Linked DNA regions of Homo sapiens: region 1 is linked to region 2. Evidence: chromatin loops called from intact Hi-C (ENCODE). Cell type or tissue: heart left ventricle. All regions are shown on one strand. Links, peaks and the distances in the headings refer to the core of each region. The heading gives the core; the rest is flanking DNA. Region 1 has its middle 7.6 kb from the start of MMP9. Region 2 overlaps SLC12A5 (solute carrier family 12 member 5).

The links. Hi-C counts contacts between places; a loop is a spot of excess contacts. Peaks named below come from ENCODE experiments on the same cell type or tissue, not always from the same donor. Only the 100,000 strongest peaks of a DNase experiment are listed, where the experiment ranks them.
Region 1: it touches region 2 in a loop (6-fold over the local background); 1 of 110 quality-filtered maps calls a loop at or near these places.

Annotation. Positions count from the first base shown.
Region 1 is chr20:45,998,037-46,004,556 of GRCh38, reverse strand. No RefSeq gene overlaps it. Among named protein-coding and RNA genes, the nearest start is that of MMP9, 7.6 kb to the left of the region's middle. RefSeq lists an enhancer at 1-545. In heart left ventricle, for the core only: no CTCF peak of the experiment used is centred there; a DNase peak (open chromatin) is centred at 3,828; H3K27me3 peaks cover 2,700 bases.
Region 2 is chr20:46,048,311-46,054,830 of GRCh38, reverse strand. SLC12A5 (solute carrier family 12 member 5) reads right to left here. Exons shown (of 26, transcript NM_020708.5): 17 at 5,041-5,209; 18 at 2,961-3,156; 19 at 1,705-1,874; 20 at 1,122-1,253. Among named protein-coding and RNA genes, the nearest start is that of SLC12A5, 22 kb to the right of the region's middle. In heart left ventricle, for the core only: no CTCF peak of the experiment used is centred there; a DNase peak (open chromatin) is centred at 4,156; H3K27me3 peaks cover 2,548 bases.

The DNA.
Region 1 (6,520 bases), core at 1,666-5,665, 50 kb after region 2:
GCAGGTACACACACACACACACACACAGTTTAGCTATTATGATTCTATTACTCTAATGCTCTCATCTCAACTTTGCAAATTAACGTTCATACCCATGGCTCAGAGAAGTGCTTTAAGTTGCTCACGGTCACACAGCTGGTGAGTGACCAGCTGCCTAGGCCTTCTGACTCCCAATCCCGTGCTAAGATCAGGTCACTGGCTCTCGCAAAAAGGAAGTCCATGGGGGCAGCAGTCTAGGGGCAGGGAGGGGTGATTGCCCAGAAGCCAGGCTGGAGGAGTTATGTTTAGGAACCAACAGAGGGAACAGATGTGAGTTATTTGGCTGAAATCTGTAGGAAAGAAAAGTTGGAGATAAAAAAGGAAAATAAGAGTGAGGTAGCTGGTAGGGCAGAGAACAGTCAAGTGGAGGTTTTTTTGTTTTTTGGGGTTTTTTTTTTGAGTCAGGGTCTCACTCTGTCACCCAGGCTGGAGTGCAATGATGTGATCTAGGCTCACTGCAGCCTCCGCCTCTGGGTTCAAGCCATCCTTCGACCTCAGCCTTCTGAGTATCTGGGACTACAGGTGTGCTCCATCAAGCTCAGCTAATTTTTGTTTTTTTGTAGAGACAGGGTTTCGCCACGTTGCCCAGGCTAGTCTTAAACTCCTGGCCTCAAGCAGTCCACCCGCCTCGGCCTCCCGAAGTGCTGAGATTACATGCGTAAGCCACCGTGCCCAGCCTCAAGTGGAGTTTTATTTAAGGTGAGAAGTTCTTGTCTACAAGAAGGGATGGTGCTGTGCAGGGAGAGATGTGAAAATGGAGGTGAAAGAGAATGGGCCTGGGACCGGTTCCTTTGACACTGGGTTGCCCACTGGCAGGTAAGAATATGCTTGGGGTCCCAGCAAAGCAGGCGCAGTCCCAAAATACACATTTAAAATATTGATTTTGACCGGGTGCGGTGGCTCACACCTGTAATCCCAGCACTTTAGGAGGCAGAGGCAGTTGGATCACCTATGATCGGGAGTTGAAGACCAGCCTGGCCAACATGGTGAAACCCCGTCTCTACTAAAAACACAAAAATAAGCTGGGCATGGTGGTGCATGCCTGTAATCCCAGCTACTCAGGAGACTGAGGCAGGAGAATCACTTGAACCCAGGAGGCAGAGGTTGCGGTGAGCTGAGATCGCGCTACTGCACTCCAACCTGGGCGACAGAGCGAGACTCCGGAGACTGTGTCTCAAAATAAATAAATAAAATAAAATATTGTTTTTGATATTTGGAAAAAATCCTCAAAGTAGCCAGCTTGGGAAAAAAAAATCAGTTCTCTATTGTTCTTTTTATGAAGTCATTTCAGGGTTTAGTGTTGTTTTACTTTGGACAACAGATGGGAGGGGCACCGTATTTTCAGTAATCACAGCCACTAAAGGTGTAAATCTGGTCCTGCTCACAATGGGGAAGAGGTGGGAAGAGGACTTAATCTTTGAGAAATCCAAGGTTAAGCATTCAGCGGGGGCTCAGTCCCTGCTGGACAAATGGATGGAGAGAGCCCTGGGGAATGGCTCAGGAGGGAGAAGTCCATGTGGCGCACAGGGAAACCGGCACATATTTTGACCCTTTTCCAAGCCTGGGTTGAGCCTCTACTCTCGGCCCAGCCCACTTTCTCATACATCTTCCAGTTCAATGGTTCTCAAACTGTAGTCCCAGGACCAGAAGCCCCTGCAGCACCTGAGAACTTAGAAACACAAATCCTCCCCGCCCCAGAATGATTGAATCAGCAACTCCGGGGTGGGGCCCAGAAATCTTTGACCTAACAAGCCAAAGTTTTTGTTTGTTTGTTTGTTTGTTTTTGACACAGAGTCTCACTCTGTCTCCCAGGCTGGAGTGCAGTGGCACGATCTCGACTCACTGCAACCTCCACCTCCCGGGTTCAAGCGATTCTTCTGCCTCAGCCTCTTGAGTAGCTGGGACTACAGGGGCCCGCCACCATGCCCGGCTAATTTTTGTATTTTTTAGTAGAGACGGGGTTTCACCATATTGGCCAGGCTGGTCTTGAACTCCTGACCTCGTGATCTGCCCGCCTCAGCCTCCCAAAGTGTTGGGATTACAGGCGTGAGCCACCACACCTGGCCCTTTTTTTTTTTTTTTTTTTTTTGAGACAGAGTCTTGTTCTGTCACCCGGGCTGGAGGGCAGTGGCATGATCTCAGCTCACTGCAACCTCCACCTCCCAGGTTCAAGCAATTCTCCTGCTTCAGCCTTTTGAGCAACTGGGACTACAGGTGCTTGTGGCCATGTCTGGCTAATTTTTGTATTTTCAGTAGAGACAGGGTCTCACTATGTTGGCCAGTCTGGTCTCGAACTCCTGACCTCAGGTGATACACTGGCCTTGGCCTCCCAAAGTGCTGGAATTACAAGCATGAGCTACTGTGCCCAGCCCAGCCAAGTGATTCTGATGCATGCTCAGTTTGCCACCTCTGCTGTAGTGCAGCTTCATCCCTACGCTGATAGGGAGGGCATTTGACCCCATTTCCAGATGAGGAAACTGACCTTCAGAGAGATGAAGCCACTTGTCCAAAAGCCACACAACTCATACCAAAATCAAGTGGGAATCTAGGCCTTTCTGACTATATAAAGTGGGTGCTTCTCACTACAACATTATAGCGGGGGGTGATGTTCAAGTATTTAACAACCAGGTCCTCAGGAGCCCTAACTAATCAGAACTGATTATGTCCAGGGTCTGGGGAGATGGGGAGGGTGATGCTTTGAACTTAGAAAGTTCAAAGCAGCCCCAGTTACAAGTGGATGGGGAAATATGTCAGTATTTTATTTTTGAGACAGGGTCTTGCTCTGTTGCCCAAGCTGGAGTGCAGTGGCACAATCACGGCTCACTGCAACCTGTGCCTCCCAGGCTCAGGCGATCCTCCCAAGTAGTTGGGACCACAGGCACGCTCCACCACGCCTGGCTAGTTTTTGCAATTTTTATAGAGATGGGTTTACCATGTTGCCCAGGCTGGTCTCAAAATCTTGAGCTCAAGGGATCCATCTGCCTCGGCTTCCCAAAGTACTGGGATTACAGGCATGAGCCACCGCACCCAGCCATATTTCAGTATTTTTACAACCAATGCTGCTATACCAGTGCATACTGGCTGCACACCAATCCTCCAGTCCCCTTCCTAGAAGGAGGGTCTCCTGAAGCTGGCACCGGGTGGTGGGCCTGCAGCTAACAATAGCCCCAAAGCAAGCACAGGTATAACAAGTGTCTCGTGGGAATCCTGTTCAGCAATGCTTCTCAAATTTGATTGCACATTGGAATCACTCAGGATTTTCTCTTGAATACTGATGCCTGACTTTCACCTCCCCTCCTGTAGATTCTGACTTAATTGGTCTAGGGTACAGCCTGAGCGTTGGGAAATTTTTTAAGCCTCGGTGATTCTAATATGCAGGAAGGGTTAATAACATTGCTATACCGGGCCCCGGAACCTGTAAGAGTCTCCAGATTAAGAACGCCTGGTTAGTGTCAGTATTTCCTAAAGCCAGGGACTTTTAAAAAACAAAGGTTCTCAAGAGATTCTGGTTTAGTAATCAGTGTGATCTGGAAGTAGATGTTAGCAAGCTCCTTCGGTTTAGAAATCACTGATAGGGACAGCCGCTGCTGGCTGTGTTCACTGAGAGGTTCAGAGATTCTACCCCCTCTCTCCCACCCACCCCCAACATAGTTGAAGCAATTGAGAACACTTTGCCAGGAAGTATCCAGAACCAATTTCCGCAGCTCTTCCTTCCCCTGTGCTGCGGAGACATTGCTTCAAAGAACACGCTCTGTAAAAGAGCCCAAGACACCCTCCCCGGAGAGTCATTTCTGACTGTGCTGCTGCAGAGCCCCAGGGCTGCAGGCTGGGCTGGGCCTGCTCTGATTGCCTGTTCTTCCCATTAAACCTGGGACACCCTCATTTAGATGCGATCTGCATACATTTGCATATTAAATTCCAGTGCCCCCTCCCATTCCTCCCACCCCTGTGGCATGTTAGGGGAAAACAAAAACTAATGTATTCACAAAGCCTGCTGAGATGTGTTCAAACCTGAACTTCACGCAGCGCTGGGACTTTGATACACCTGAAGCCGGGGGTGCTGGGATGCAGGGAAGATGGCACAGTCTCTGCATGGATGCAAGGAAGGCCAGCGGAAGGGAAGCACTCGAAGCTTCCCAGGGTCTGGAAGTAGCAGTTCCAGCCCAGCTCCTGATGAGAGGCGATGCGGGATTTCTCCAATGGGAAAACACGGGGAGCACATGGAGAGGGGGCGGGTGAGATTCATGGGGGGCCTGGTTTGGAGACCATCCATAAGGCTCTCTCAGCTCCAACCATGGGCTCCATAAAGAGGCCAACTAGGTGACAGCTGGTACAGTGGAAGGGGCTGGATGCTGGAATCTGGCATACCTGGATTTGAATTTGCACTGTGTGACCTTGGGTAAATGACTTTCCCTCCCTGAACCTCAGTTTCTTCATCTTTGTAATGGGAGTTAAAATTAAGCTGATTATATGGTCATGGGAGTCATGTCTTTAACCAATCATGGAATTATCTTTCCCAAGTCCCTTCTGAGATTGGGAAGGAATCTGCTAATGAGTGAGTCTTGGAGGGTGGAGGGGCTCCAGAAATCTACACCTGCATGACAAACGGCCTCGAAATTTAAAGGCTCTGAAACAATTTATTGTGACTGTATCTCACTATTCTGTGGGTCAGAAATTTGGACAGAACACAGCAGGGCTGCTCCTTCTGCTCTATGATGCCTGAGGCCTCAGCTGAGGGAGTCAGCTGGTGGCTCAGTGTGGACTGGAAAGTCCAAGGTGTTTTACTCCCATTCCTGGATGGATTCATCATGTTTTTATTTTTTATTTTTTGAGTCAGAGTCTCACTTTTTCTCCCAGGCTGGAGTGCAGTGGCACGAACATAGCTCATGGCAGCCCCTAACTCCTGGGCTTAAGTGATCCTCCCGCCCCAGCCTCCTGAGTAGCTGCTACTACAGGCATGCGCCACCACACCCAGCAAATTTTTTGTTTGTTTTTGGCAGAGATGGAGTCTCACTGTGTTGCTCAGGTTTGTGTCAAACTCCTGGGCTCAAGTGATACTCCTGCCTCAGCCTCCAAAAGTGCTGGGATTGCAGGTGTGAGCCACCACGCCTGGCCTATTAATCGTGTTTTTTCTTTTCTGTATTTTATGATGCTTTGACATCCAGGGGCCTTATGGACCCGAAAAGGGACTGCCCCTCCTAGGGATAGCTAATTCCTAGAGATGGCAATCTTGCCTGGGAGCACCTCTTAATGTGCAAACCAACCAATCTTGATTCCATAACCCCCATCCACCTCCTACCTCCTTTTATCAGCTCCTGCAGTTCAGGATGCTATCCCCCATTCTAGATCATCCTGCTTAGGTACTAGACAACTAGGGACCACCCCTATAGCCCAGAACCCAAGGGAATTGTTCAAGCTAGCCAGTCCTAAACCCATCCAGCTTGTCTACCCTGCCTTGCCTATTCCTTCCCACCAAAATCACAATGAAGACTCTGGCCCACACTTCCCCCTTCCTCCTTCTGCCTCCTGACTGATGCTGGTACTTCCCCATGTGGCCCTGTGTGACATGGCATGCCCCCTCCTCTTGAGAACTGTGGTTAACCAACTGTCTTTCAATGACAATCATCTCCTGATCTGTTGGCCTCGCCATACCTGAATAAAAACAAAATCCCAGGTACAATTTAAAACATGGGGGTCAGCCGGTGCGGTGACTCATGCCTGTGATCCCAGCACTTTGGGAGGGCGAGGTGGGAGGATTGTTTGAGCCCAGGAGTTTGAGACCAGCCTGGGCAACATAGCAAGACCACCATCTCTAAAATAAAAAAGAAAAATATGTATATAAAACACTGGGGTCTTGGCAGAGCTAGCTGGAAGGCTGGGCTGTAGTGTGCCCTTCTCCCTTCCCCACGTAATCTCCATGTGGTCTCTCCAGTCAGTCTTCTTACGGAGTGAGTGACTCAGGGCTCCCAGAGACCAAGGCAGAAGCTGCCACTTCCCTTAAAGTCTGGGCCTGAAGCTGGCATAGTGTCACATCCACTGTATTCTATTGGCCAAAGCAGTCACAGGCCAGGAGAGGAAGATAGAGCCCAATTCTCTATCTCCTGTGATATGAAAGGAGTATCACAGAGCATGCAGCCATCTTTAATCTTCCAGGGATGGAGAGGTATCCTCCCACTGGAAACCTCCCCCGGGCATCAGGGATGCAGACATGTGACTGGGTTTGGGCCATAGGATGCTCCCCCCAGATCTCTGAATCTTAGGAGACTGCTGGATTGATGTATGAGCAGAGCCCAGCAGTCCTGAGGGTCCTCCAGGGTCAGTCCAGGCTGACCCTGCTACGCGTTCCTGATCGTGCCCACTGTGGGCCAGTCTCCCTCGACACCAGCTCACCTTCCAAGCTTGGCCTTGAGCCTTCACATCGCTGCTGTGAGCCTCCAGAAATCTGTTTAGTACATTCCTTTTTGCTTAAGTTAGCCTGAGC
Region 2 (6,520 bases), core at 2,225-6,224:
GGGAAGGAAGGAAGGCCCCCGTCCTTCTGGCAGCCTAGGGCTTCCCTACCCAATCATTAATTTTGTCAAGGGTTGTAGGAGGCAAGGACGTAGCAGAGAGGGCAATGCTCTTGCAAGGCAGGCAGCTCATTCCCTCCTCAGCCCAGCACAGGACCAGGCATATGAATGGATGAACTAATGAATGAGTGGATTAATTAATCACCTGGGTGAATGGAGAAGGGAAAGAAGAAAAAGAACAAAGCGATGAATGAATACATGCAAGAATGAATGGGAGAGTGAGTGAATGAATACTTCAATGAATACATGGGTAGATTAATGAAAACACAGAGGGATGGGTGGATGGACACATGAATTGAGAGGATGGTTGGACAAGATGCTCTACAGGATAATCACCAGGGGCACACGCTCTAGAGCCAGCCTGCCTGGGTTTGAATCCTGCCTCCACCAGGTACTCTGTGTTATTGGGCAAATTACAGTCATATGCCAAATAACACCATTGTATGTGCGTCAATGGCAGACTGCACATAAAATGGTGTTCCCTTAAGATTACTGTATTTTTGCTGTATTTTTTCTATGTTTAGATATGTTTAGACACACAAATACTTCCCACTGTGTTGCCATTGCCTACAGTACTCAGTAGAGTAACATGCTGTATAAGTCTGTAGCATAAGAGCAATAAGCCTTTGTGTGTAGTAGGCTGTACCAGCTAGGTGTGCATAAATACACTCTATGATGTTCACACAACAAAATCACCTCACAACACATTTCTCAGAACATATCCCTGTTGTTAAGCAATGAATACGTGACTGTACTTCTCTGCACTTCATATTCCTAATCTGTAACATGGAAATGCTGATAATTGTATCTATCTCATTGGTCGTTGTTGGAATTTATGTACATATAAAGTGCATAGAACAGTGCCTGGCATATAATAAGCACTAGACATGGCTACTTTTATAGAGAAGGGAGGGATGGCTGAATATGTGAGAGGCTAAGAGATGGATGAGGGGGAAAGGATCCAGCATCATAAGCTGATGGGTGTTAGAGTTGCCCTACTTGGTGCTGGGGCCAAGAGGAAAGAGGGCCAGGTGGAACCCCAGCGGTGTCTCCTGGGGACTCACCATCTCCACCACCTCGACCTCCGCAGTGATGCGTAAATGATACAGAAATGTGGTCAGATCCTTCTTCATCTGGATGCTATTGTCATCCATCTGGGCCACAGTGAAGATACGCATCTTGCACTTCCGCCAGACCTGCAGGCGATGAAGGGGATTCAGAAAGGTCCAGCCCAGATGTGATGAGGAGATCCAGGGCCAGGCCCTGTCCGCTCACCCTTCCCCTCTTCCCACCCACTCCTCACACATACATGCAGACCCCAAATCCTCTGTCTTTGGGGCCACTCTCTACAAAACCTTCCCTGCTTAGGTCTGAGGGTCCCCCATTAAAGAAAGCATCACTGGCTTGGGCTAAGCATTGCTCTCCTTACAGCAGTGCACCTGCAAGAGGAGAAACCATCAGTTCCTAACATCTCAGAATGAAGTAGGTCAGCAGATCCCTTTCCCAGGAGTTTACAGGGGAGGAAGGACACGGAAGCTGACCCTGGCCAGAGCCCCTGAGTCTGACCTGCAGTTGTGCACATATGCACACAAATGCATACATGCATACACACACTCACACGTGCATACACTCACGCACACAACTCACCTTGTGGTGCCGCAGCAGGAAGGGCAGCAGCATGAGCATGCCTCCATCGTGCACAATCCACCAAACGTCGATGCTGCCCTCAGAGAAGCGCTCAGGGTTCCCAGGAAACATGGAAACGTTCTTGGTGACCAGCAGGGCTAAGTGGCCAGCTGTGGTTTCCCGGACCAGCTCTGAGGGAGGCCAAGGAGAGGGCCAGAGGGGGAAACAGTGACTCTGGTTCTCCCAACACCCAGCAGCAGCCACAAGGGCTCCTGGCAGCCAGCACTCCACCCCACTCCAACTGGCCTTGGCCATGGGCTGAGTGGTCAGAAAACCAGCATCTACTTGGGCCCCATCATATATTTATTGTTTAGATCTAGGAACGTCTATCAACCTCTCTAGGCCTCAGTTTCCCCACCTGTCAAATGGCAATAACACCACCTGCCCTTTCTGATTACTAAGAGCCCATCATGTATGACCACACTGAATCCTCCCAACACCTTGTAACCATGATCTACCTATAAAGGAGACAGAATAGCTTGGAGCTAACAGTGTAGCCTCCGGGCTGGTTCAAAACCTGGCTCCCCACTTTGTGACTTGGAGCAAACTTCTTTTTCATTTACTCTGTAGTTTGCCAGGTTGCCCAGCTCAAACTCCTGAGCGCAAGCGATCCACCTGCCTTGGCTTCCCAAAGTGCTGGGATTACAGGCGTGAGCCACCGAACCCAGCTGGAGCAAACTTCTTAATCTCTCTGTGCCTCAGTTTCACATCAAAAAAGATGGAGATAACAATGCGTAGCCCTCCTAGGACTGATGAGAGAATCAGAGAAAGCCTTAACTTGCTGGCACACAGAACTCATTCTAGAAACGTTAGTTATTATATATACTATTACCTACGATTACCAAGAAATCTGATCTCAGAGGGAGTGAGTCACGTGTGCACAGTCACACAGCTAGGAAGGACCAGAGCTGAGATGTGGGCCTAGCCTCTGTGACTTCAGAGCTGTAGCTCTTCCCACTGCCCTGCACTGTGTTCCTCCCAGGGCCTGTGAGCGCTGCAGGAGCCAAGACTGTCTCGTTCACAGCGGAGTCCCCAGCGCCCAGCACAGTGGCTGGCACGTGGCCAGCCTTGACTGCTGTCACCTGCATATGCTGAATCCACACTTGGCACGCAGTGCTTGGGAAACCCCTCAGGCCCAAAGGAGCGGAAATCCAGTTCCACCCCTCTACAGCCCCCAGCCCCACCCCTCTTCTGTCCCCAGCCCCCAATAGCGTTACCAATGAAGTTCCTCCACGTCTGATGATCTTCCTTCTGGCGCCAGTTGCGGGGCCAGCCAACAAGCACAGTGTTGTGCTGCAGCCCCCCGAGGCCCCCGGACTGGATCAGATGGGACACGCCATCACGCAAGTTGGAGGAGATCACCACCTGGCAGAAGCCCTTCACCTTCTCTGCCTCCATCAGGCGCCTGATAGACTAGGGGAGGGGGAAAAGACAAGGACCAGCCTCAGGCCTCCCTGGCCCTGGCTGGGCCCATTGTAGCCTCCTTCCCTCCCATCTCTCCCCTCCTTTCATCCCAATCTTCCTGAAGCTCAGCTCTGATCACGTCAGTCTCTGGCTCCAGAATGGCACATGGCTCCCCATCATCTCTGTGCCCCATTCCTTCTTGATCAATCAAGGCTCTTCATGATCTGACCACACTTTCTGCCACCCTCCCACTGCTCATACAGCCCCCCTGCCCGACATGCTCTCCACCATCACCCTGACACAAGCCCCTGCCAAGTTGTACATGACACCCTGTCTGGCCCAGCTCAAATGTCGCCGTCTTCAGATACCACCCCCACCCAGACCAGAATTAAACTGGGCTTCTCTGCACAGCCAGACAATTTGTTTCAACAATCTTTCTAAGTAGCATAATAAGTATTTTAAGGGCTCCCATTTAAACTGTACTATGAGGGAAATAGTCTTATTACTCCCATTTTATAGATGGGGAAACTGAGGCTTGGAGAAAGGAAGACTTGTTTAAGGACACACAGCTAATGTTACTGTGAGGATTCAAGTCAGGGAAGTCTGACTCCAACCCCCACACTCTTAACCACCACCCCTAAGTCAAACAGATAGAAGTTCAACTCCTATCTCTGCCACCTCCTGGCTGTGTGACCTTGGGTGAGTCACCTAACCACCCAAGGGGTCAGGACAAGCTACCTTGTTTAGGAATAGGGAGAACCACATGTCATCATGCACATAGGGCTTAGTTAGTATCCTGCCTGAGGAATTGAAAACACTCAACACATTGTACGACCCTGATGTTATTAACTCTAACAGCATTTATCGACATCCGGTGGGTCTGAGAGCCTTCTGTGTATGCTCTGCCTTCCCCACCAGCCTGTGAGCACCTCGAGGGCTGGGACTTGGTCTTGAACATCTCCATCTCCCCTGTGCCTCGCCCAGTGCCTGGTGCACTGCACATTCTCAGCCACCGCGTGTTGAATGGAACTGACCAGTCAAGGCCTCCAGCTCTGGGCCCTGACAGATCAGTGTGAACAGCCCAGTGAGGCAGAAGCAGCGACTGTCGCAAGCCATCGGGGTGCCCCTCCCCATCTCACCTCTGCTCCTTCGGGCCTCTTTTTCTCTCTCCACTGCTAGCCACAGCCCTGATGGGAGAAAGGCCTGACCCTCAGACAGAACCTACTTCCTCTACTACCCTTGGGATCCAATCACCTCTTTGTGTGCTTAAGGCAGACACTGGCCACCACAGCCCACATTGGTTCTGTAGGCTGCCCTGTAAGCATGGACTAGTGGGTGGAACCAAGAGCAGGTGACACAGAGCAGGGGCCTGAGTTCAAATCCTGATGTTGCTTCCCACCAGCTTTCTGACTTTCAGCAAGCAGCTTTCCGACTTTCAGCAAGCAGCTTTCCCTCTCTGGGTCTCAGTTTCTTCCTGTATCAAATGTGGATACTCACCTTGTCAACCCCAGACTGTAGGGATCAAGAGTCCACAGCTGGGAAATCACCTTGAAAGATTTATACTTTGGCAGGAAGGAGTCTAGAGTAGGAGTTCAAGGAGTCCTAATTTGAATCTTCATTTTCTGTCCTTAGACATATGACCTGACTTGTCTAAGCCTCAGTTTCCTTATCCATAAAATGGGCCCTTCTGCCTCTGATGGTCTTTCATGCTGTGAGTTGAATTCTAAAGAACTCACTGTCTAGGCTCTTAGGCTCTTCCTCTAAGGAAAAGAAAAGAAATGCCTGCACTTCCTTTGATCCTGAAGGTGATGAGGAAGGAAAGTACAAAAGGATAGAGACTGTCTTCCTAAGTGTCCTGACCTTTTCCCAAGCCCAACCAGGGCCTCTGCTCACCTCTTCTGCCCGCTGGGCCTGTGGATGATTTTCCAGAAAGGTGCCCTCAAGGACAGAGCCCACGATGGTCAGGCCCTTCCCCGCCTTCAGCTGGGAGGTCAGTGAGAGCAGCTGGGGGTGCACCACATTCTGGTCTTGGTCCACACGCACCAGCACCAGCAGCTGTGGCCTGAAGAGTGTGCAGAGTCACATAATCCATATACCATGTAACCAACCATCCACACACCATACACCCACCACCAGGTCATCTAGCCATCTCTCCTCTATAACCATCTGTCCCATCCACCTATACCCCTCACCACCCATCCATTCATCTACCCATCAACCCATTTCTCCATTCACCTCACTCACCTATCTACCCATTCAACCACCCACCCACCTATTTTATCCTTCAGTCATCCACTCATATGCATATTTCTTTACTGATACATGCATTATTCATTCAATTATCCACACATCTACCTACCTATCATCCATTCCTACATCCATCGATTCATGCTTTTGCCCGCCCACGTGTACATAAACTTATCCATCTACCCATCTATTTATGCATCCCTTTCCTTAGTCATTTAGCCGTCTTAGTCCTCCAACCACCTATCAACTTCGTAGCATTCTCTAAGCACCTACTCTGGGCTAGACCATGTGCTGAGCATTTGGGAATTCACAGATAAATAATATAGAGCCCCAGGTTCTGGGAGCCCAGTTTAGTCAACTGGGCTCAGCCAAGACAAGTCAACAATGCCCTAACCTAAGTCAGGGTTTCAGGCTCTACTCTTGGCAAGGTGAAACACAGGGAGATGAGTGAGGGGTTGGGCATGCAGCACCCAGGGCTAAGAGGTGGGGTGTGAGGATTCCATCTCCAGGTCTGCCTTCTGTGACCTGTGAGATCCTCTCTGACCTCCAATTTCCCCCTTTTTTTTTTTGAGACAGGGTCTCACTCTGTCACCCAGGCTGGAGTGCAGTGGTACAATCTCGGCTCACTATAACCTCTGCCTCCTGGGTTCAAGCTATTCTGCCTCAGTATCCTGAGTAGCTGGGACTACAGGTGCACGCCACCATGCCTGGCTAATTTTTGTATTTTTAGCACAGATGGGGTCTCGCCATGTTGTCCAGGCTTGTCTCAAACCCCTGGCCTCAAGTGATCCACCTGCCTCAGCCTCCCAAACTGTTGGGTTACAGGCATGAGCCACCGCGCTCGGCATCCCTGATTTTCACGTGAATAAAATGGATGAATTGTCATTAATCTAGAGATGCCTAAGAGCCCCTATAACTCTCAAAGGGAACGATTCCACCTGTCTCAGAGCAAATGCTACATGATCTGATGTTTGTCTGTCCCCATGTGTGTCTTCTCCACAAAACTGTGAGCTTCCTACATCCCCAGAGACTAGAAGGGGACTTGCCATACATCAGGCATTCATGTTTTATGAAAAAATGATGGAAATGATGAAATGAATGAATGGATGACTGCTCAGGAGGCTAG